3 separate regions of the Mus musculus genome follow, and all the other regions are linked to region 1. Evidence: chromatin loops called from intact Hi-C (ENCODE). Cell type or tissue: heart. All regions are shown on one strand.

Evidence for each region. Peaks named below come from ENCODE experiments on the same cell type or tissue, not always from the same donor. Only the 100,000 strongest peaks of a DNase experiment are listed, where the experiment ranks them.
Region 2: a loop joins it to region 1, with 4 times the contacts of the local background. A loop is called at or near these places in 4 of 42 quality-filtered maps.
Region 3: a loop joins it to region 1, with 2.9 times the contacts of the local background. A loop is called at or near these places in 4 of 42 quality-filtered maps.

Annotation. Positions count from the first base shown.
Region 1 is chr13:5,343,874-5,351,873 of GRCm38, reverse strand. No RefSeq gene overlaps it. Among named protein-coding and RNA genes, the nearest start is that of Gm40659, 89 kb to the right of the region's middle. In heart, no CTCF peak of the experiment used is centred here; DNase peaks (open chromatin) are centred at 3,763, 4,163 and 5,913; H3K27ac peaks cover 554 bases.
Region 2 is chr13:5,600,839-5,608,838 of GRCm38, reverse strand. No RefSeq gene overlaps it. Among named protein-coding and RNA genes, the nearest start is that of Gm40661, 51 kb to the right of the region's middle. In heart, no CTCF peak of the experiment used is centred here; a DNase peak (open chromatin) is centred at 4,408; H3K27ac peaks cover 1,749 bases.
Region 3 is chr13:5,610,313-5,618,312 of GRCm38, reverse strand. No RefSeq gene overlaps it. Among named protein-coding and RNA genes, the nearest start is that of Gm40661, 61 kb to the right of the region's middle. In heart, a CTCF peak has its summit at 4,120; DNase peaks (open chromatin) are centred at 3,312 and 3,932.

The sequences.
Region 1 (8,000 bases):
AAGGTGCCATATGGGTGCTGGGAACCAAACCTGAGACCTCTGCAAGAACTACTGAGCCATTTATTTAACCCCCAGGAATCATAAATTTTGCCACAAGTTTCAAGAAACAAGAGGATGGACCATTATCATTTTAACCTACTTATTCAGCCATCGTAAAACTCTCACTCAGGTTGGAGAATAGGCAATGGGCTGTGCTTGATGTGCACATCTTAGGTCCATTTCCATCACCAATGCAGAGATGCAAGTCTATATCTTCACTTCTTAGAGAGCTCATGGACAAAGGCAGCTTAGCTCAGAGGATAAACTCCAGTTTCAGTGAGAGACTCTACTTTAAAAAGGACCATGTCTAATGAGAGATGAAGGTAAGCAAAGGATGCATGAGTTGTGGTGATTTGTATACCCTTAGTCAAGGGAGTGACTTGAGTAAAAGCTGTGGCCTTGTTGGAGATGGTGTGTCACTGAGGGTGTGGGCTATAACACCCTTATCCTAGCTCCCTGGTAGTCAGTATTCAGGTAGCAGCATCCAGATGAAGATGTAGAACTCTCTCAGCTCTGCCTAAGCACTTCCTTGCTCCTGCCTTGATGATTATGTATTGAACCTCTTAACCTATAAGCCAGCCACAATTAAATATTGTCCTTATAAGAGGCACCTTGCTTATGGTGTCTGTTCACAGCAGTAAAACCCTAACTAAGACATGAGAACACTACCCAAATACACACACACACACACACACACACACACACACACACACACACACACATACAAACATACACACACTCATGCATGCACACATACACACCCCATTCTTGAAGCACCCTTGCTCAATTTATGTAAGTCATTGTCTTAGTGTTTTACCAGTAGGTTCAGACACCATAACCAAGGCAAATCTTATAAGGACAATCTTTAATTGGGGCTGGCTTACAGGTTCATAGGTTCAGTCCATTAACATCAAGGAGTATGACAGTGTCCAGGCAGGCATAGTGCAGGAGGAGCTGAGAGTTCTACATCTTCATCTACAGGCCAATAGGAGACACGTGACTCTAAAAATGGTCAGGAGGAGGGTCTTAAAGCCCACACACACAGTGACATACTTCCTCCAACAAGGCCACACCTCCAAATAGTGCCACTCATTGGGCCTAGCATACTCAAACTACTACACTCATTTTGCTGTTAGGTTGTTAAATAAACAACTTGCTCTTCCAGGTGGATAACTCTAAAAATTATTGATACCATTACCATCAATTAATGATGTTAGTATTGCAATTAAACTTGTAACCTTGTAGCCAGCAGAGAAGAAAAGGATTAGTGTGTGTGACCACAATGGGAAACACTATGGTATGTATATAGAAAGATGCAAGTTAGGCTAATTCTAACAGACAAGATGCTAAGGCCACACACCTTGAGAATAAAATGGAAAAGTTCTCATGGCCAATTGTCACCTCTATAACCTCTTCACAGTGGATTATCTGATAAAAGATATTACTGAAGTTTTAAAATGATAAAACACACCAAATGGCTAAGAAGCACCTAAAAAATGTTCAACATCCTGAATCATCAGGGAAATGCAAACAAACCTGAGATTCCACCTCACACCAGTCAGAATGGCTAAGATCAAAAACTCAGGTGACAGCAAATGATGGCAAGGATGTGGAGAAAGAGGAACACTCCTCCATTGCTGGTGGGATTTTAAGCTGGTACAACCACTTTGGAAATAAGCTTGGCAGATTCTCAGAAAATTGGACTAGTACTATCAGAAGATCCATCAATTCCTCTCCTGGGCATATACTCAGAAGATGCTCCAACATGTAATAAGAACACATGCTCCACTTTGTTCATAGCAGCCTTATTTATAATAGCCAGAAGCTGGAAAGAACCTAGATGTCCTTCAACAGAGGAATGGATACAGAAAATGTGGTACATTTATACAATGGAGTACCACGCAGCTATTAAAAACAATGAATTTATATAAAATGGATGGATCTGGAGGATATAATCCTGAGTGAGGTAACCCAATCACAGAAGAACACACATGATATGCACTCACTGATAAGTGAATATTAGCCTAGAAATGCAGACTATCCAAGATACAATTTGCAAAACACATGAAACTCAAGAAGAAGGAAAACCAAAGTATGGATACTTCAGTCCTTCTTAAAAGGGGGAATAAAATACCCATGGAAGGAGTTACAGAGACAAAGTTCAGAGCAGAAACGGAAGGAATGGCCATCTAGAGACTGTCCCAGTTGGGGATCCATCCCATAAACAACCACCAAACCCAGACACTATTGCATATGCCAACAAGTTTTTGCTGACAGGAGCCTGATATAGCTGTCTCGTGTAAGTCTATGCCAGTGCCTGGCAAATAAAGAAGTGAACGCTCACAGTCAGCTATTGGACGGCGCACAGGGTCCCCAATGAAGGAGCTAGAGAAAGTACCCAAGGAGCTGAAGGGATTTGCAACCCCATAGGTGGAACAACAATATGAACTAACCACTAACCCCAGAGCTCCCTGGGACTAAACCACCAAAGAAATCACATGGTGGGACTCGTGTCTCTAGCTGCATATGTAGCAGAGGATGGCCTAGTTGGTCATCAAAGGGAGGAAAGGCCCTTGGTCCTGTGAAGGTTCTATGCCCCAGTATAGGGGAATACCTGGGCCAGGAAGTGGGAGTGGATGGGTTGGGGAGCAGGGGGAGGGGGAGGGTATGGGGATTTTTTTTGAGGGGATAACTAGAAAGGGGGATAAAATTTGAAATGTAAACAAAGAAAATATCTAATAAAAAATAAAGCTATACACTATAAAAATTTAAATTGATATATGATGTCACAGCTAGCTTATACATGTTAATATGCATCCAACTGAGAGAATGAACTACTAAAATGTCTCAGGTAAACAGAATTGACACAGTTCAGAAAAGCGTTTTGCTGGATTTGTTAAGTCCCCTTTGACTAGACATGTAATTTGTGGGAGGATGACTATTTGAAATGTATGTTCATATCTACAACTATTTTTCTGTATTAATGGAAAGATATATTTTTATTTAAACTGTGAATTAAAAAATGATAAAACACAAATATAAATGTATGTATATTTATTTATTTATAATGGTAAAATTTAGGAGTATTTAAGCAGAACTAAGCTACTGAAGACACATTTTAAAAGATCAAAGCTCTGCAAATAAACACACATGATAGCCCACACATGTGTCTTCTTTCAAAGTGAGTCTGGAAGCCAAAAACACTTTTGTAACTGTAAGATCAAATATATTTCTTGCACCAAAACTCATTCTGAAAATTGTATGTTGGTTATAAAAACAACCTGTTATAGAGAAGCAAACTCAGGAGGAGCAACTGCCTTGATATTTTAAAGGTGAACTTATGACAGCCAAAACCTGGAGCAGGAAGATTAAAATGCCTTTAATTTGATCATTCTTTGCCTGCAAAATGCCACAGACATTATTGGTTTTGAAAGCTCCGGAAATATGTCCTGATGCTTTCAAGCGTCTCATCCTTCTCAGTATACTGAGTATTTCTCGTCCCTTCTTTCCGATGCCCAGCTCCACCAATGTCAATAAAGCACACTGTCTGCTTTAGTCTGGGAACCATTCACTCTCTGCACTGTCTTCTGCACTCTGGCCGAGATAATGCATCTGGGTCTCCTTAGTGATATTCTGAACACATTTTTGCTCTCTTCCACCCAGAGCACATACTTCTGGTGGAATTCCTGTTGTGTGGGAGGCCAGCTAAACTGCATTCACACACTGGCACTCCCAGATGTGTCCTTGCTGGATTTATTCCAGTCCCTCTGTCTCAGCAGCCAGACATGTGTTGCTTAAGTCTGATCTTCAGTATCTGAGCCTGACAACCACAGGAGCCTTTGTGCTGTTTATTTATTTGATGGCTGTCTGTCTCTCTCTCCCTTTCTCTCCCTCTCTCTGTCTCTCTCTCTCTACCTGAGTGCGTGTTTCCTTCTTTTATATGTTCTTGATTCCTTCTTTTCTATTAAAATTTTAAAAATGTTTGTTTCCAGGACAAAAAAAGTAAGACTTTTAATGGCAGCCAGGAGATGAGATGAGATGGTGTTTGGGTGTTTGTTTTAGTTACAGGAAGGTCACTACAATTACAACTGCAGGCAGACACCTGCACCATCTGTTTTTGTCAATAAGCCTTTCAAAAGAACACAACACACAGTCATTTCCCATCAGGATGTGTTCTTTCAGACCTGTGAAGAACATTGGCTCACCTGGAACATGACTATTTCTTGAAAGATTTTTTTTTGCTATATTATATGATGGTAAGAATTGGTTGTTAAATGTGAGAGTGGGTGGGTAGGGGAGCAGGACAGGGGGAGGGTATAGGGAACTTTTGGGATAGCATTTGAATTGTAAATAAAGAAAATAGCTAATAAAAAAGGGGGAAATGAGATATATAAAAAAAGAGTTGGTTGTTTGTGAGGAAAAAAGAAATCTTGTCTCAAGTTAAAAGCTTGAATCCCTACTCTGTCTCTCTGTCTGTTCCCGAGTCTGTGTCTGAGTGTGTGTCTGTGCCTGTGCCTGTGTCTGTGTCTGTGTCTGTGTCTGTGTCTCTGTGTCTGTGTCTGTGTCTGTGTCTGTGTCTGTGTCTGTGTCTGTGCCTGTGCCTGTGCCTGTGCCTGTGCCTGTGCCTGTGCCTGTGCCTGTGCCTGCCTGTGCCTGTGCCTGTGCCTGTGCCTGTGCCTGCCTGTGCCTGTGCCTGTGCCTGTGCCTGTCTCTGTCTCTGTCTCTGTCTGTCTCTGTCTCTCTGCCTCTCTCTGTCTCTCTGCCTCTCTGTCTCTCTGTCTCTCTGTCTCTGTCTGTCTCTCTCTCTCTGTCTCTCTCTCTCTGTCTCTGTCTCTGTATATTAGTGATGACTGGGGAAATGGGACAGGAGTTTTGGAGAGCAATCACAGCCATCTAGCCATCACTGTTCAGGCTGATGATTTGAATACCTGAGAGAGACACGAAATGATTAACACATAATACTATAGACGGTAATGGGTATACCACTTCCTGGAAAAGACATCATTCATAGGAAGTGACCACAAGTCTTTGTCAACTGATTCCCATCCCTGGAAATATCCAGTGAGTGAAGTTCCAAAGCCTTCAGAGTTTGGTCAGGCATGACAACTCTTTATTTGTTGCTCTTAACTCTTGTGATGGACACAAAATCCAAACAATAGATGTCTGTATGCATTAGATATTTTTGTTCACATGTGATGTAAACACTACCTTTATCATTTTAAATAAGGGAAATTAAGACTACAGCTTAGCAAGAAAAGACAATACCTTATCTAGCCTCCTGAAAGTTCAACAGTTTCATTACCATATCCCACTGTATCATAGCTATTAAAAAAAAAAACAAACAGAAAATACAGGCTTTTAATATTGTGGATAGGATTGTGAAATCACAAACACCCCAGTATGTGATGAGTGCTGTGTGTAACAAAGAGGCGCAGCCGCATTTCTTCACTTTCCATCCTCAGAACAGTCTTAAATTTTAGCCTTCTCTAGAAGGATCTCCCTGATCTTGGAAGAACAAATATTCTCCTGGATTAATTATCTCGGAGGAAACAGTTTTCCAAAGGGAGCCTATCATGGATTGATTTTCTATGTTAATGAGTTATTTATTTTCTCATATATTTCTAAGTCATCTCCGTAAACATCGCTTAGTTTGAAGAAATGAGGAGTTTTTGTTTATTGTAGAAAAGCACATTTTTAAATTACATGCATTTTTTCCCTTTTTGGGTGAGGCAAGAAGGAAAGAAGGAAAACCATAACTTGTTTACTGCAAAACAGAATGTTCGGTTAACTGCCCAAATCAGAACTTTCCCGTACTGACTTAGGAATGAGGGCTGATCAGTAATCTTCACCAAGTTCGGAGGGTTAGAGGTGACTCAGGCTCCATGAATGTGTTCTGGTCTTATTTAAAGAAAGGCCCCTGAGTCATGTGGAGTTGTGTCAAAATGTGTGGTATGTCATGTTATTTTAAAAAGACAGCTTGGGGAGAGGAAATTGAACTATCTTTTTTTTTTTTTCCAGGGAACTTTGCCCTCTTGTAGAAGTCATTTCCCACACATCTCACTTTCTTTGCAGTCAGGCTGTGGTGTATTTTTATCGTAGATATATCCCTAATGACTTCTCATGTCGAGCTTGTGTAGTGAACTATTTTTCATTAATATTTATCCTCAGCTGCTGTTAAATGCATTGCTTACAGCTGAATACATTTACCATCGATCTACTATCATTTGGATGTCTCATCCATCTGAAAGGATGGCTAAACACATATATTTGTTATTTTTAACAATAGGAAAAAATTCACAAACCTAAATGAGTTTCAGTTATCTTAGCTAAGTAAAATTTGAAAGTGTCAATCTTGTTTGTATTCAGAATTTTTAAGTACATGTAAAAATTTTTTAGAAATGTAAAAAAAAAATTAAATTAAAAAGTATAAATACCCAAAGGACTGCCAGGGGAGGAAAAGGCAGCTTTCTTTAGAGCTGTAATTTGTGGTTGGTTGACCATGCTTCTGTGCATGTCCCCACATACATGTGCATGTGGAGAGCACAAATTAAATTCAGTGGCTTATTTATATTTAAAAAAATAAGAAGACGAGGAAAATGAAGTTGCAAGGATGTCTGTGTGGATCCAGGAGTCTAATGGAGAAATGGGACAGAAACAATTCCACATGTATTAAATTCTTAAAGGGTAAATTAAAATATATAAAAATAGATGGGCAGAGGGGAGGTATAGGGGATTTTGGGATATCATTTGAAATGTAAATGAAAGAAAATATCTAATAAAAAATTTAAAAAATAAATATGTAAATTTTAAAAGTGTAAAAAGTACTTTGATGAATAAAATTATACTTAGTTATGATGAACTGTAACTTTAGGGTTCATGATCAAGTATGAAATCTTGAATAAGGGCTTGTCCAAGTATGTGAGCTGATTTGTTATTATAAATCCACTTTTGCTTTTGAGAGTCTTTCTCTATACAACAGGAATAGTATACATTTCAACTCCAGTTTGGGTAAATTGCTTCTGGGTCTATTATTCGGTTCAATCAACCAAATACTAATTAAAGCCATCCCATTTCCAAATCTAAAACACTGAGTCAGGAAACATATCCCTATGTTCAGCTTGACATGCTCCATTTCTTGCTTATTTTCAGTCTCAATACAATGCCCTAAAGATACACTGCCATTTTACCCCTATTTTTGCTGATGAAAACTGGCCAGACATGCAACTGCTTGGGTGTGAATCAGTCTACCACAATTTGAGAATTGAGTCTAACTACAGATTTCAATGGAAATGAAATAATTGTAGTAGACTTTTAGGGTTAGCAGGAATCTTGATCGAATTCCCATTGGTGGGAGTTGCATGTTAGAATGTGGTACTGAAGTCCTGTGACAGAATAGACTCTGCCTACATTGGACTGCAAGAAAGGCTGTCAGAAGGCAGGACTCTATGTTCATATCCTCACCAAAATTTGCTCACATATTCTAATCCCAAATTCCTGGACCCAACTGGTTCAGAGTCATTGTTCTAATTTTAATTAAAAAGGCCCTTTACGCTCTGGAATTTAGTGTGGGCTACAATTGGTCTAACCAAAACTTAAGTTTTATTTTCAGAAGTATTTACCCTCTGGCTATAAGATAAGAATACCTTTTTTACTTGTTTTTTTGTTTGTTTGTTTGTTTGTTTGTTTGTTTTTTTAATTAGGTATTTTCTTCATTTACAAAAAAAAAAAAAAAAAAAAAAAGGCCAACAGTGTAAACTAACCATGTCCCTTTGGAACTCCCAAGGACTAAAACACTAACCTACACAGGCTGTTCTGAAACACCACCACCCCCCACCCCCGGCACATATGTAATAGAGGACTGCCTTGTCATCCTCAGTGGGAGAGGATGCACCTAATCTTGCAAAAACTTGATGCACCAAAGTAGGGAATACAAGGAGGGAAGGAACACTTTCTCAAAGGTG
Region 2 (8,000 bases), 260 kb before region 1:
GACACATATTTGCAAGAGTCCAATCCTCCCTTGACACTTTATTTTGTCTGCTATTTTTACTCCTACACTAATTAAAAAATTCTCCTTTGTTTTTTCTAAATGTGCTCTGTGTGTGTATAGTTGAGCTTCTGTGTATGTTAGAGGACAACCTCGGTGTTGGCTCTCCTTTTTCACACTGTTAGAGGTACAGCCTCTTTGTTGTTTTCTGATTGATTCACCAGGCTAGGTGGGCATTTTCCTGTTTCCACCTCTATGTCTCTGTAGGAATGCTATGAGTACAAACACATGCTATTACATCTGACCTTTCTCACTTTTGTATATCAAGCGGTTTATCCACAGAGCCATCTCCCCTGCCTGCAGTATGCAGATTTCAAAATGTGAATTAAAACTCTTTCAACTCCTTTAGCTTTTCTCAAGTCTCTAAACTCTTATAAAGGCCAGTGTTTATTATAACATCTTCTCACTTTTTACAATTTGTATTGTATGTGTATGGGTGTCTTGCTTGCATGTGTGCTATTTGCCATATGCAGGTGTTGTGCCCTGGGGGCTAGAAGAGGGTTGAGATCAGTTAGAATTGGAGCTACATGCACCTGGGAGCTAGTATGTTGGTGTAATGAAACCCAGGTCCTCTGAAAGAGTAGTCAGTACTTTTTAACGCAGAGTTGTTTCTCCAGCCCGGTTATAATTTCATTCACACAAAGTCTAGTTTTGTGCTGAAGATGTACACATTATACTGTTGAATTCCCCATATATCTGGATGGCTGTTGAATTAACTTGGTACTGGATTTGCAGGAGGCCTGAGTATTGGGTTAGAGAGATTATTAGTGTGGTGGGAAATGATCACCTGCTTTGGGTCAATGTGTGCCACATTCCTTCCTTGGAGACCTCAGGTAAACTGCTGAGCTCTGTGTGTTTCACTCAAATTGTGCTGCATATGAATTTTCCTTCCAGGAAGCTGGTAACTTTAATTAAGCAGCATCCATAGGGGATGCTATGCATGCTCGTTCATGGTTTGAATCAGATGCACAGAGTTAGAGAATCATCTAAACTTTCAAGAAGTAAAACCAAATTTGTTCATGTTCAGGGAATTGTATGTGTCTACAGTTTAACAGGATTCCATATCAGTTACCCATTAAAATTAGCACAGTAAAAAGAAGACGGGCTAATGATAAACCATGGGGTAGCTCAGGCATCAGTCAGTGACTGCAGGGTATAAATGGAGTTCAAAGAATGCCTGACGTCAAAGCCAAAAGGTGCCATTGTGTTGGTGTGCAGGTGATAAACTTTATCATACAGATTCCACATCAAGTAACACTGCTTATCGGACTCAAAGATGTCAAGTAGAACATTTTGTAAATACATATCTTTTGAAGAAATACATCCCTAGTATTTCTTGGCTCGGCAAGTCTCTGGGGCATCTTTTACCTTGTCTCTCCATCTTTATTTATAGTAATACTGGGATTAGGGTCATTTACATTTAAATGTGTAGTTGTAGGGAGCTACAATATGAGAGCATAATACTATCCCCATTTTGAAGGACAGCTATGCTACTGATCTGCTGGGTGACGCGCCTACTGTTACAGAAGATGCAGAATGAAGAGGGACTGGAGTATGATCCAGCTCAGTATATAAATACCAATATGTTGTAACAAATGCCTTTACTCTATCCAGGTATTTCTGCAGCACATCGGAATGTAATCTGCTATGATCTCGGGTTCTGACTCTTTTCACCAACTGATTAATGAATTGCATGACAGAGAGAATGTTAAGAGAATAGGAAAAGTAACATTTGCTAGCAATCTCTACAGATTCTTTTAGTGAGGACAAGCCCCAGAACTGGAAGTGCCTCGAATTTCAGGGGGCTTGAGCCTCCCTTGCATATCAGTATCCCCTTCTACTGCACACTCCTTACTCTATCGCCACTCTATTGGCCACAGGCTGTCCACACAAATTCTCAGTTACAAGGATCAGACTCCAACTTTTGTCCATAAATGAAATTTTGTTTGCAGATAATGTCTTCTGCTCATGGCAATAGTACAGAAACAACCACTGGCTGATTGTTACCTGTCACCTGTTAAGATGGACCTCCATACTCCATTTTGGTGATAAAATAATGGCAAAAGAAATTTACAACAGTGAGGAGGAAATGAAAACTCATGTCCTTTCCCTAACCTCCCCTTCCACGGGGCCCCACAGTTTCAACTCCATCTTTCTGTACTCTGAGGGTATAAGTCAGCTTTTCATTTCCTACCTCTATGCCAGGAACATTCACTCTGGCTCTGTCATATATACGAGTGAGTGTGTGTGTGTGTGTGTGTGTGTGTGTGTGTGTGTGTGTGTATACATATGTATAATGTCTGTCTTCCAGGTCTGAATTGTGCAACCATAGAAGATGTGTGGAACTATTAGAAGCCTGGTATCTAGGAGCTGAATTTCCAAGAAAAAAATAATGCAAATTTGTGTTAAAGACTTTGCAAGGCTTAGCAACTGATTAAAACTTCCATGACTGTGGAAAGCTGGGGGTTAATATTTCTAGAGCCAAATTGTCTTGGATATTCTTTGCCTTCTTGATAGCTATGTATTGTCTATCTCTGTATTTGACATAACACCCTTGGGACTATTCGGTAAAATCATTTCTAAAATGTTCAAAGATCCTTAGCATCTACCATTCCAAACATCAGGTGATATTGAAAGCCATAAGAGATTTTCCTGTTTTTCTATATCCTACCTACTGCATATTTCCTCCAGTGCATTTGAAAATCTTCCAACTTATCATTTCTATTGATTGATTGATGTAGAAACATCTTGCAACCGTCACCACATTATGACATGTTATTTTGGGTGACCTATATCTGTGTTCCTGGGTCATGGTTACTCATATTTGGCTCCAGAATAAACCATCTTTTATTCCCTTTGAAAAGAGAACTGTTTTGTTGTTGGTTTCTTTTGTTTTGATTTTGTTTCCCAATGACAGGCTTTTCTACTTGTTTGCATGAATGAACTTCTTAGGTTTTACAACTACCCTGGGAGGTAGGTACATTGCTGGTACTTGCTTTTCAAATAAAAACAATTGTCATGTAAAAGACTGGACACTTTCTCTAATCCATAGAGCAGACTGGCCTGAAACTCACAGAAGACAGAGCTGTTCTTCTCCTTTTGGTCACCACTACACACCAGTCATCTGTGACTTTGGGGTGGGCATCTGTTGTCAGTTTCAATTTTAGTGTGCCTTCTTGAAACTTTTTATTTCTTCTTGGACCACAGTGTAGTGAAAATATGCTGACATACCTTGGTTTGAAAACCTAATCATTACAACAGACTGAAGTCATGTAGTCACAATGTAGTTAGGCAGGGATTAGAAATCTCAAGTTGATTTTACAAATATTAACTCTCACTTCACACATGTATGTGCTCAGGTGGATGAAGAGCAGATATTTGGACCAAACATTGTATGGTCAGCACAGGGATAAGCAAAGTTCTACTTGGTTACAGTGTTGCATAATTCATACAGCCCTGTATATCTGTCTGGTGATGGTAATCTGAAGCAGGACCCAGCTGTCAGAGCTCATGATGGAAACCGGGAATATAAAGTAAAGGTTCTGGTAAGTGTGGCTGCCTGGACCTGGGGGTTATGCTGAGTGTCTGTATACAAGGCCCTGGGCTAAACAAGCAAGTGTAAAGCCCAGGATAAGTTCTGCCTCTGATTATGTCTTCTTGCCTAGAAGCTGTTCTCTAAAAAGCTGACATGACTGCGGTCCTTCCTCCTTATGTTGGAGACTGTGCCTTGGACACTGCACACTACACACTCTAGAATGTGGTAATCTAAGAGAGAAACACGGCTTCTAGCCTAGCCCAGAAATCAGAGATTGAATTTGTAGTCATAGCTCTGTAACAGAGAACTCTCAGTGATGAGGATAGGTGGCGTGATAGAATGCTTCTCAGAAACACTGCGCCCATGTCTCCTTTTCTTGAAAATCCCTGTTCTATGTTTTTGAAGACCCATTTATGCATTTATACTTCCATTCAAGGTGGGAATTTTAGACATGTCTGCAGCCTTTGCTTCATTGCATTTCCTGTGCCACAGCAGTGGCCTAGAATCTATATGGACACCAAGCTACAATGCCAAGGCCAACATGATACTACTCAGTATGGACAGGATAGTTCTTTTTCCTTATCTAATTCCTCACCAGAAAATATTTGCCCAACAAAGTACCCAACGAATCTAAAGACAAGTTTACGTGAAACAAGCTTAAATCTTTATTTGTGCAATGTCTTTAATTCCTCCTTATCTTACTGCAGCCTTCCAATCTTCCTTTAAAACTACTTGAAGCAATGTTTAAGAGAAGCTAACTGCAGGATGCCCAGTCACACTCAGAGCAGGAAAGAGTTCTGTGTGGGTTAAAGAGCTGAAGTCATGGTCACATGGGAATGTCAGGAGCAATTAGCTATTCATGGGCGAGACAAGAACGGAATGTCCCTAAATAGAGGAAATGTTATTCTTAGATTTCAACTGAGAGAAGGAATGTGGAAAGTTATTGACAGGGAAGCTTTAGCATGTGTAACAGGCCTTTATTTTAAAATTGCACACACACAGTTACATTGTTCCTACGTGCAGAAAATGAGATAAATATACACATAGATACAGTCAGACAAATGCAGTCACATATACGCAGAGAGATAGACATGTACATACTCCTACAAATACACAGTCACAGCAGACACACAGAGAGACAAAAACACCCAGAGACAGAGCACTCAGTCAAAGGCAAGTGCATAGTCACACACATACACAGTTATTCAAACACACACAGACAGGGAGAAAGACACATAACCCAGAGATACACATCGAGATATGTGTACATGTTTACACACTATGACAGATATACTCACATAAACATACAGATACAACTCAAATGCACAAACACAGACTTACACACAGATACAAACACACACATTATTCCCCCCACCCCCACACACACTTACACACTGTCCTCCTGATTTTTCTTAGCATAAGTATATGTGGGACATTTTGCACACTTATCGTTCTCCTATGATAGAGCAGTGTTATGGAGACTAGGAGATTGGTTACAACTGTCTTCCATTGTTATAACTCTCTGAAATCCTATCTTTATTTGCAATTTCATTAAATTCAATGAGAACAGCCATTTGCTGTTGATAATTCTAGTGCTGATCCTCAAACGTGTTATTTTAAGTGGTTCATATCCTCCATGTGGGCTTTGAAACATCTGTTCAGACCAGAACATATCAGCAAAAAACATATTTTTTCTTTTCTTAGTCTGAGTCCAGATGGCTACATTTATGTACCATGTACCATAAGTTTCAATTATGTACTGTGATTTAATCTATTTTATTTTTATATCCCTAATAAAACTAATTATTTAAGAAAATAAGGACTCCTAATATATTCATAATGGACTGTGGTGAAAATGAAAGTGCCATGTGTGTGAATGTTTTTGCTAAGACGCCATCCTTAAAAAGGATGTTTCACATTTAGTGTTAAAATAAATCAGTGTGTAAAATCCATAATTAAAGAAAAGTTTAAACATTTCCTTTGAATGGACATGCTAAATGTAAACAAAACCAGCTTCACCAGAATTGCACTTTCTAAGAAGAAAATCATTGAAATTACAAGGGAATAATAACTTAATTAAAATATAATGAGTCATTTATCATAGAAATGTAAAATGAAGTAATGTTTCTCTTTAATCACTCTTTAGACCACAGTGGCCAATGTAAATGAGTACAAATGTGGACTTGGAAGTAACATTGCTTCAACAAGGATGGTTAATTCTATTTCAGAAAAATAATGTTCCAAGCCCCACTGGGATACTCTTACTTTCAAAGTAGGATCACTTTGTCAGTCATTCTGTGTGTGTGTGTGTGGGTGTGGGTGTGTGTGTGTGTGTGTGTGTGTGTGTGTGTGTGTGTGTGTGTGTATGTCTATGTTTTTGTGTTCTTGTGTGTGTGTGTGTGTGTGGGTGTGTGTGGGTGTGTGTGTGTGTGTGTCTATGTTTTTGTGTTCTTATGTGTGTGTGTGCTTGCATGTGTGTGCACATGCCCGTGGAGGCCAGACTTTGCTTATGAGTGTCTTCTTTGATAGCTCTCCATGTTATTTAGCAAACGGGGAATTCCTGACTGAGGCTAGTCCAGCCAGCCTATCCCTGGAAATCTCCATCTCTCTCTCCTAAGTGTTAGGACTTCAAACTTCCAAGTATTCTCTTCTTCAATTTTATACAGATCCAAACTCTTATTTTCATGTTTATACAATACCTCTTTTATCCACTGAGCCAGCTCTACATTTTCTGGATCATTAATGAAATCAACATAGACTGTTATATATTTTTTTCTCAGGAATTCACATAATTACAAATAATGCAAATTTCAGTCATGGTCATCATAATAAGAAATAGTCTCAAAAAAAAAAAAAAAGAACAACAACAAAACCTAACCCAAAATTATAAAATTGCTCTTTTAAATGTAGTCAGTGATGTTTTAATGAAACTATGACTTGTCACTGACAATTTATTACAGAGAAGTGTGCCAAGAATTCTTGCCGTGGTATGAAACTGGACATTGTTGTATTTATTTGTTGAACTCATTTAATTTGTTTGTAATAAATTTTTCCTAAATATAACAGTGTTCTTGATTTTTTTAATCTTTTCATTATTTTGTAATCTATTCTATAAAAATATACTTATTAGAAATGAAGTATTCAAATTATGACTACATAGCTCTAAATGTTACATTTTCCAGATTGAATGATCATTGTGATCAAACCAACAGTATATTATATAAATTATTATTCATCAAATAAAAACTAAAATTTAATTAGAGATGTGAGCCAGGGCTCTGTTGTTTTGTGAAGCTCTTGCATTCTGGTTGAATTAGGATAACTCTTGAAACTATAGTGACTTCATGGAATCAACTGCCTTGTTTCTCTAGATCTTTGCTGTACCCATCCTCATAGCTGACTCATAAGCAGAGTGGATGCAACTTGTTCTCATCAGTCATGTGGCATGGAACCTTTCCCTTTCTCTGCAGCCTGTAAGAAGAGATTGACTGAACTACTTCACAAAGGCTTGAGCTCTCCTTAGAGGTTATGCCATGCTTCTCTCTACCGAGGGCATTAACTTTTATAAGAAATTCCTTACCCAGAAAGAACAACCTGCCTTAAGGTCCTGCTTGAACTAAACCTTTCCAGAAGGTCATATCCAGTGTGAAGAATAGGAATATATTTTACCGTTAGGGTTATTCTATGAATGCATGCATACTTGATACTTTATATGTTTATTTACACTTTTTTGATATGGGTGTCATGTAGTACAGGCTGGCCCCAAACTTTTTATGTTGTAGTGGTTGACCTTGAATTCCTCTTCCCCATGGTTCCACCTACTGGAATTAAAGGCACCCAATGTAATTAAGGGCACTGGAATTGAACAAATCTCGTTTGATGCTTTATTTTCTTGATCAAGGTTTTGGAAACAAATATTTCATAATGTCACAGAATTTCACCAAATTCTTTACAGTATTTTTGTCAATTGGGTTACAAAACAACAACAGTCTGTTAATTTTAAAAATGTAATTCATCAGTTCGCAATTTAATTAAATATGACTTGCAAAGAAAATGTGCCTCACATTAATATCAGTCCTTTAAGAGTGAATTTCTTGTTGGTTCTCTGGCTGTTATTGGTTTCTTTTTCTTGTCTGGACCTTCATTTGCCTTTGTTTTTCTGTGAAAGGATAAAGCCTCATGATGTGGGCCATACTTTTCTTCTGCTGCCCACTTTTCATCTCCCTTGTGTCTCCTCATGCTTCTCTTTCTTTTCTCATCTCGAGGCTCTATTTGAAAATCTGGGGGAAAATTTTAATCACTCAATAAAGGATTTTTTATGTAAGTATATGGTATGTGGCTGCATGCATCCCAGAGAATTGTCTTTAAGTAGTTCTTTGTAAAAAAAAAAATAATAACAATAATAAGA
Region 3 (8,000 bases), 270 kb before region 1:
ATGAGGATGCCAATGAAGAGCCACCACTGTGCAGCCCTAAGATTGAAAAGTCAGTAAGTCTCAAGGAATGTTTAAGTCGTGGGATGTGACAGACATAACTGAGCTTCTAACACCAAAGGGGAAAAAAAGCCAATTGGCTGCAGTCACCAAAAGCAATAGCAAACCCAGAAAAGCGAAGCTGAAAGATCATGAGGCAGAGGAGGAGCAGGGGGAGGGGAAAGAGGGTAGGAGATTTTCAGAGAGGAAACTAGAAAGAGGGATAATATTTGAAATGTAAATAAATAAAATATCTAATAAAAAGTATTCAATATTTTGGTCAACATATTGACCAAAAACCCTCAACAAATAAAAATAAATATCTTTAAAATGGATTTTTAAAAAGACTGTTATATAATGGATATATGTTAAAAACAAACAAACAAAACAAAGCCACTGGGAAGAAAAACTAAAACAGGTGTCTTTGGTGTGTAAATGAAAGCATCAGAGATTTGAATATGCTGAACTCAGGTCTGCTGAGAACAGGCCTGGACCCTATGGTTTTCTTTTTTTAGGTCCAAAAATGTTTTTTATTTGAATACATATAACATACAAGTAAAAACAGCCTTGTCTGTTCAAGTCTACCCAATCTTTTACAGTTTCTTGACTCAGACAAGAACAATAATTGCTTTGGGTCAAAACACATGCATTAAATTCTTATTTATCAACCATTAAGATAGGAACCCAAGCAGTTTGTCTAAAATACCCTTACTCTGTGTCCCTACTCAGACTAGGTAGTTTTTCCTTATAGCCCGTCTAAGAAAGTTATAATTTTCTGACTGGGGTTGTATTCCCATGGGATGAAAGGCCTAACACATTGTCTTTATTCTATACATACACACACATGTAGTAAGTTGTTCTGGATAAAGCCCAGCACAAGGTCTCTGTCATCTTAATATAAGCAGCAAATGTAATTAAAACTCATTTCTAACAGTTAATAAATACTCAACTAAATGCTTTGTTTACTGTTAAATTCAGTCTTCCAGTGCAGAACTCCACAGCTACATCCACTGATTGGTACTGAGTGTTGAACCACGAGCCTCACGTGTTAGAGCATCACTCTATTACTAAACTACATGCCACATCCCTGTTTTCTTCCTCTTGTTGTTTCTATTGGCAAAACATGCCCCCAGCCATATTTATACAAGTAGACTAGTCGGTACTATAATTTGAAATAGAATTGAATATCTACAATCTTATATTGTTATTTAAAGATTTGAACCACACACATAAACAAAATCATATGGTAACAGTTTTACTGTGTGGATAGATACTTCTCCATCTGATACACGGCATGTTGGCTCACCAATAAAGAAAACTGTATTTTAAGAGATCAAGACATCCAGGGTCAGTCACGGTCATGCATTTTTCAATACCCAAGGCATGGTAAAAATGATTGATCTGGACATTTACAAGGTGGCTCTGGACATTTTTTATTTAACTAGATAGTTTTTCCTTATGGCCTGGACTAGGAAAGTTATTTTCTGACTGAGGTTGTATTCCCCTGGGATGAAAGGCCTAACACATTGTCTTTATTCTATTGACCCTGAGAAAGCATACTCCAAGATAGATTTTGTTATTATGGGATGAGGAGAAACTATGACTAATCTCTATGAACTGCAAGAAATAAAGGATATTTCTTGTTGCAAAGGACAAAAATGAAAGCTATAATTTTAGTTAATGATTATGTAAAAGTACCTTCCAAATGAATCGTCTTAACTTGAGAAAAATATATAATTTGTTTTCCTTCATGAAACTCATTTACTTCTTCCAGTTGGAGCCTTTTGTAGACTATATAGGTTTTCCAACTAAGCTTGGGAAATCAATTATTTATTGCTACCACAAGAGAACAATCTACTCCACAGAACACTTTATGACAGTGGGGAAAGGGAGGATGATGCTCTGGGAGCTTATTGAAGTGGTCCGGGTAATCTTTGACTGGATCTGACTGTGTCACTGGTCTCTGATGCATCAGCAGCAGCAGCTGGAAATCTCTGGTCCAGTGAGTTGAATGTTCTGTGAACAGAGAGTATGTCTCACCTACCTGCTCACCTTAGCTGGAGAGGAGACCAGAAAGGAGACTCTAACTGCCAGTCTAGAGAGAAAATTGGAATGCTGGGACATGATGCTTTGACTAGATGACATATAAAATCACTTTTTAAAAATGAATAAATCTATGACTTCACTGACAAGCATGTCTTGGGATACTTTGTGAAAGTGTCTGCCATAGCCCACAACAAGGAATATCACTGAGAGTACCCCATATACTCTAACATTACTGGAAGACTTGAGCTGGTAATATACTGTTGTAGTTATTAAAGAATTATTTAGTTACTAAATTTATCTACCTCAAAGCTTCAGGTAACACACTGGACTGTTTTATTCCTAGAGTTAGATTTTGTCTTCAGACTGCATCCAATGGATCTTTCAATGTTATTCTAATTAAATCAATATAAAGATATGGGTGCTGAGGAAATATTGCTATAGTATCTTCAGTGAAGGATGCAAAGCCCTAAGGGACTGTACCCAGCCAAGTGGGCTCTTGATTTCATAGAAGCTCCATTCTGCTAGTGTGCATTGGATTAAGAATTTCTGTGAATCTGACTTGAATGGACATATCTCGTCTGAATGAAGACTTTGGTAACCTATGAGTCAGCATTTCATATGATTAATTGAATGCCACTTAGCGGACAGTGGGGGACAGAATAACAATGTCTAGTAATCACTGTGCTAATTCAAAGGCAAAATCCATTTGTGAGTGCATCCTACAGGCTCCAGGACCAGCAGGTAGGAAAATCAGCAGCAGCCCATTAGCCTTCGAACATCATCTGCTTCCTAATTACACCATAATTAGATCAGGGATAATTACTTTTATTTCTATTATTATTGCTCAGAGTACCTTAGAATCTTGGACTCATAATGTTATGAGGGAATTTTAAACTCATGAATTTTAACATTCTTAGTCAGGGAAAATAAAAGTGACCAAAACACTTAGTGAACTGTCCAATATAAGATTATATGAATAGCTATTAACACGATTTAATTATATTACTGAATTATTAACACCCTATCAGGGACCTGGGCTTTAGAATGTTAGTATGTATGACTCTTTACTTTGGCCTGTGGCACTTTCCTGTTTTTCTAGCACATTCCATTCTTACCACACGCATAGTCGACTTCCTCAAATTGTTGTTATGTGCGCACTTTAGTTCTTTTAAATGCTTCCTCCCTTCCACTGCATGAGGGGATGATCTCATGGCGTTGTATTCATTTTATCCTATATTCCCTGTAGCTCCTACGCAGTGACTTCACCATGATGGTCATTCAGGAACAACCTGTTCCATGGATACTGAGTAGCCTTCTTACAAGTGGCCAGCTCACCCTTCCTCTCCAGCTTTGTGTCATGCTCTGCATTGTGCCCATTCTTGTCTTGCTTTTCTTCCTTTATTTTAAAGACAGCATTGTTGTGTTGCCCAAGCTGGCCTTAAACATGTTGTCTAGCTGAGTCTAGCCTTGAGCTCCTGACCCTCTTGCCACTTCTTCCCAAATGTCAGTAGCGTCATGCTCTGGGATCCTAATTTTTCAAAATGGAATCATCTGCTGTAATATTCCTACAATACTGTTACTAAATTTCAACACACACACACAGGCACACACGCATGCACACCCATACCCACACACTCAGAGAGAGCGAGGGGGGGAGGGAGAGAGAGTTTGAGAGAGACTGCATTTTGCAAGCTTGCAGAAACATCAGTTGTGAGCAGTCTGCTCTATTCTGCAGAAATCGGCTCCTCGCATTACAAGCCTCGCATTACAAGTGTTCTCTCCTACATAGTTCATATCCATTACTCTATCAAAGGTCAAAAATTGTAGACAAAAATAGAGCAAACTTCCTAGTACGTCAACAGCCTAGTGTTTGTTTCTTCTTCCTTCCTCATAAGAGAGAGTGGTGCTGTGGAAACCCAGTCTGTTTCTCAGGGGAGCAGGACAGGACTGATAGGAATTGTAATGATGCCAACTTTCATGAATATAACCTTGTGGAAAAATGCTGCCTAGAGGAGGAGGATGAGAGTGAAATGATTTGAGATTAGAGAAGGAAACTTCATAATTAGGCCATGAGGTAGATAGCTCCCCCAGTGCTGAAGACCTCTGAGGTGTGCTCCCTGGAAACTGTGCCTGTCCATTGAGGTAGGAAGATGTAGACAGGAAATTGCATTTATTACCGGGAACACTGTGGATTCCTAGGAGAAAATGGTATTTTACAGAGCGGAGCCCACAGATAGAGCCTTGTTGAAGGCATTATTTCAAACATAGGCCACATTTTGTCTTTTCAGTCATGTTTGCCCTTAATGTTAAAAAATACAATTCAAAAATACATCACTCGCTTTCATGGACTTAACAGACACCAGTGAGGAAAGTGATTTCTAAAAGAAGAGGGAAACTCTTCCTGCTGTTTTTAAAGAGATGTCTTAATGAACAGAATTGCATGGCTAGTTAAGCTAGCCCAATTGCCCTTCGTATTTCTTAATGAAAATATTGTTAGGAATATTTTTAAATGATCGGTTATAATGCTTCAAGAAAGTCAGAATCAAGGTTATGTTCATTTAACTCAACTAGAAGGAAAAAAAGAACAGAAATGAAAGCTTATCAATTTTACGTGATTTTCTGTTCATTTTGCATAAGATCACATTAATATTCTGTGTGTGTGTGTGTGTGTGTGTGTGTGTGCCTGTTTATATGTATGTGTGTGTGTGTATGTGTGTGTGTGTGTGTGTCTGGGAGTACATATGAAGAGAAGAGGTTGGTTGTTGACTCTTTCTTAATAGCTCTTCTCATTACATCTGGAGACTGGGTCACTTGTAAAAACTGAAGATCACTGATTGGCTAGATTGGCTGACGAGTGACCTCCAAGCTCCTTCTGTCTCTACCTCTCTGACACTGGGATTATAAATATAAGCAGCTGCGGCTGCTTTTGATATTCAGAGTGTTAATCAGAACGCAGGGCCTTGTGTTTTTACTATAGCCTCTTTGGATGCTGAGTCATCTCCTCACCCCAAGAATTTTTTTTTTTGGTCTACTGGTAAGATGATTTCCATGTAAAAAATATTTACATGGGGAGGGGCTAGTAACACTTCCATGGAATTTGTCAACAGTAAGAATCTACTATTGTCATAATTGCTCCTAGGCTGCAGAGGAAGAAATAGCTCAGAAAACCGTGTTTGAGCCCTATAGGGAGCCCATGCTATTAGAAAAACCAGCTTCTAAGTGTGCTTAACTGTCATAAGGAAGGCAGGTTGTTGGGACAGTAAGAGCTTCACTGAAGTAAAGACCACAGCCAAGGAGAGAATCACCTTAAATACCAGAAGATTTGTGGACCTACTAACACAAAGGAAAGACAAGGAACTGGGACGCGCTTGTAGAAACTTGGTCACTTGGTTTTTAAGTCATTATTGGGTTCTAGTTGGCATTGTCCTTTGTGTTTCAAATGGTTGGATTCTTGTTTGAAGCTGATAAACATAACAGTGTTTCTATGCAAAGAATAATCTAGGCACTGGCATCAAAGTCTGTGAACCTGGGAACGTTGTTAAAGGTGATCATCCATTCTCTGCCAACACAGCAGTTAGAACTTTTCCTGGATGAGCTGATGGCTGGTGTCTTGACCATCATTATATTCACAGATTAACTATTGGGCATGTTTTCCTGACATCATGGCTGTATCTATAGAGCTCAAAGGGTGTGGTTAGAGCAGAAGCTGAAAGGATAGCAGTTGGAGCTTGCTGTGCTAAATGTGTATTTCCATTCAATGCCCAGAAACTGACACCAAGAAACGACCAGTGCAGAAAAATTCTATGGTGGAAGTTCTTGAGTCGAGTGTTCCTAATATGAGCTGCTTAGATTACTGTTAGTGACTTATTCATTCTCTGCATCCCTTAGAATCTGTTCTCCTCTCCCCCTGACAGCACATCATATTTTAAAACTGGAAGAAGTTACAAGTATTGTATAAACAATTACAAGTACTGTACAAACAAAGAGCAAGCTGATTTAGACCATCTATTTGTAAGGAAAACATGTGGGGTTTTATGGAAATAACTTTCATCTCCATTTCTTGGCACCATCGCAAACATCACTGAAAAATGCTAAGCTATAAATACGTTCAGTCCTAAAAGGGAAAGATAATTGACATAATGACTGTATTCTGTTGTAGATAAATTTTCTCTGAACTGAACACTTCTTCCTGGAAGACAAAGGAAAGCTCATAAGGCTCAGGAACGTCATGAAATTTACAAGACCCATAAAGCTCAGAAAGGCACAAGACTTTAAGGCTTCTCCTCAATGTTTTATACCGAGTAATCAGCTGCTGGGGAAGAAAAGACTTTGCAGTGGCAATTCCTGCTATACAAACAAGGGAATTCCATGTCATATATGCTGAGGTAGGGATATTTGGTGATGTGGCTGTATTATATATATATATATATATATATATATATATATATATATTCACACGCACACATATATACATGTACTGTGAGGAGCAGGTGTGGCAATAGTCCCAAGATGGCGCCCGGGACTGCAGCCAAGTCTTATGACTTGCACCTAGAACTTCCTCATACACCCGAAAATAAGCCATGTCCATCGTGAGAGCTGCGCAGGCACACCATGACACAAGATCAGGCCATTTGACGAAGGCCAATGAACTGAGATTGCGCGGACTGGGCTGATGGGGCGTGGCTGAGGGGTGATATAAGGGATTGCGATTGGGGACTAGGGGAGATTCCTGCTTGCATGTTGAAAGGTTCCTGAATAAACTGCTTTGAGAAGAACGCTGTGTCGTCGCTCTTTTCTGCTGGTCGGAGACAGAAGCGACAATGTACATATGCATATATACATATATATGATTTATTCATATTTATTATGGAATAAGTAATAGCAATAATATCAAAACATTAAGTAGGCTTATTGAGGTGAGAGGAATTTTTGAAAACTAGTCATACAAGAACAAATTCAAAATAGCTATTAACTTCAACCTTGAATGAAATGTTTTCTTTTTGATGTATAAACTTTTAATAATAGATTTATAAGGAAGTGTTAGGGACTTAGTATGTAGTAGTTTTCTTACTGTAAGTTCCACTGTTCCCGTTGGTAGTTCCAATGAAGTTCACAGGCTCACCAAACTGGTTTGAGTTGTAGTCATTTCTTTGTTTTTTTGTTTTTTTGTTTTTTTTCTGGGGTGGAAGCATGTTTATTCACATCTTTTCCAGGAAGCCTTTCAGTAGGCTTTCATTTCACTTTAATGATTCTCCAACTTACTTAATCAGAGAAAATCTTTTTTTTTTTAAGGCAAAGTGTATAGCTCACAGAGAAGGCAGTAGATTCCGTTTATTTTTCATTCTTAAGCACTTTATTCCTAACACCACTGTCCATCCAGTCTTGCGATCTATTGCCAATTTCATCCTTGATTCCTAGTGAAATATGAGCATCTTCTTTCGTTCTATGGCATTGGGAAAGGATGGCTGTTGTTTCAGACAAATAATGTGAAGGGTTTAGGAGCTAGCTTATTCTCTCACCTCAGGAAAAATTGTTCCTTGAGGCTCATAATGTTTTGATGATGACAGTGACTTAAAGTTTATTGATAGTGCTTTCCAAATAGAGAGTACCAGAGCGGCAAGCACTGGATGCCATGTCACCACTCAGTACCCAACATCTATGACATTATTTATTTGTCTGTAGAGACCTGAAAAGTTATTGAGTCGAACACTCAAGCACTGGCTTCATTGAGTGACATACATCATTTTATGTGTCAAAATGGAACAATGTGATGAAAAAGCCTTTAATTATGTTTCTATTGGGAAGTAGAGAATATGTGTTCTTCCTTGTGAACTGGGAGATAGTTACTGAACTGAATTGATGTTTATTGCAGAGCACAGTTTTATTTTTGTTCTTTAGGCTTTTCAAATTTGTTTTAT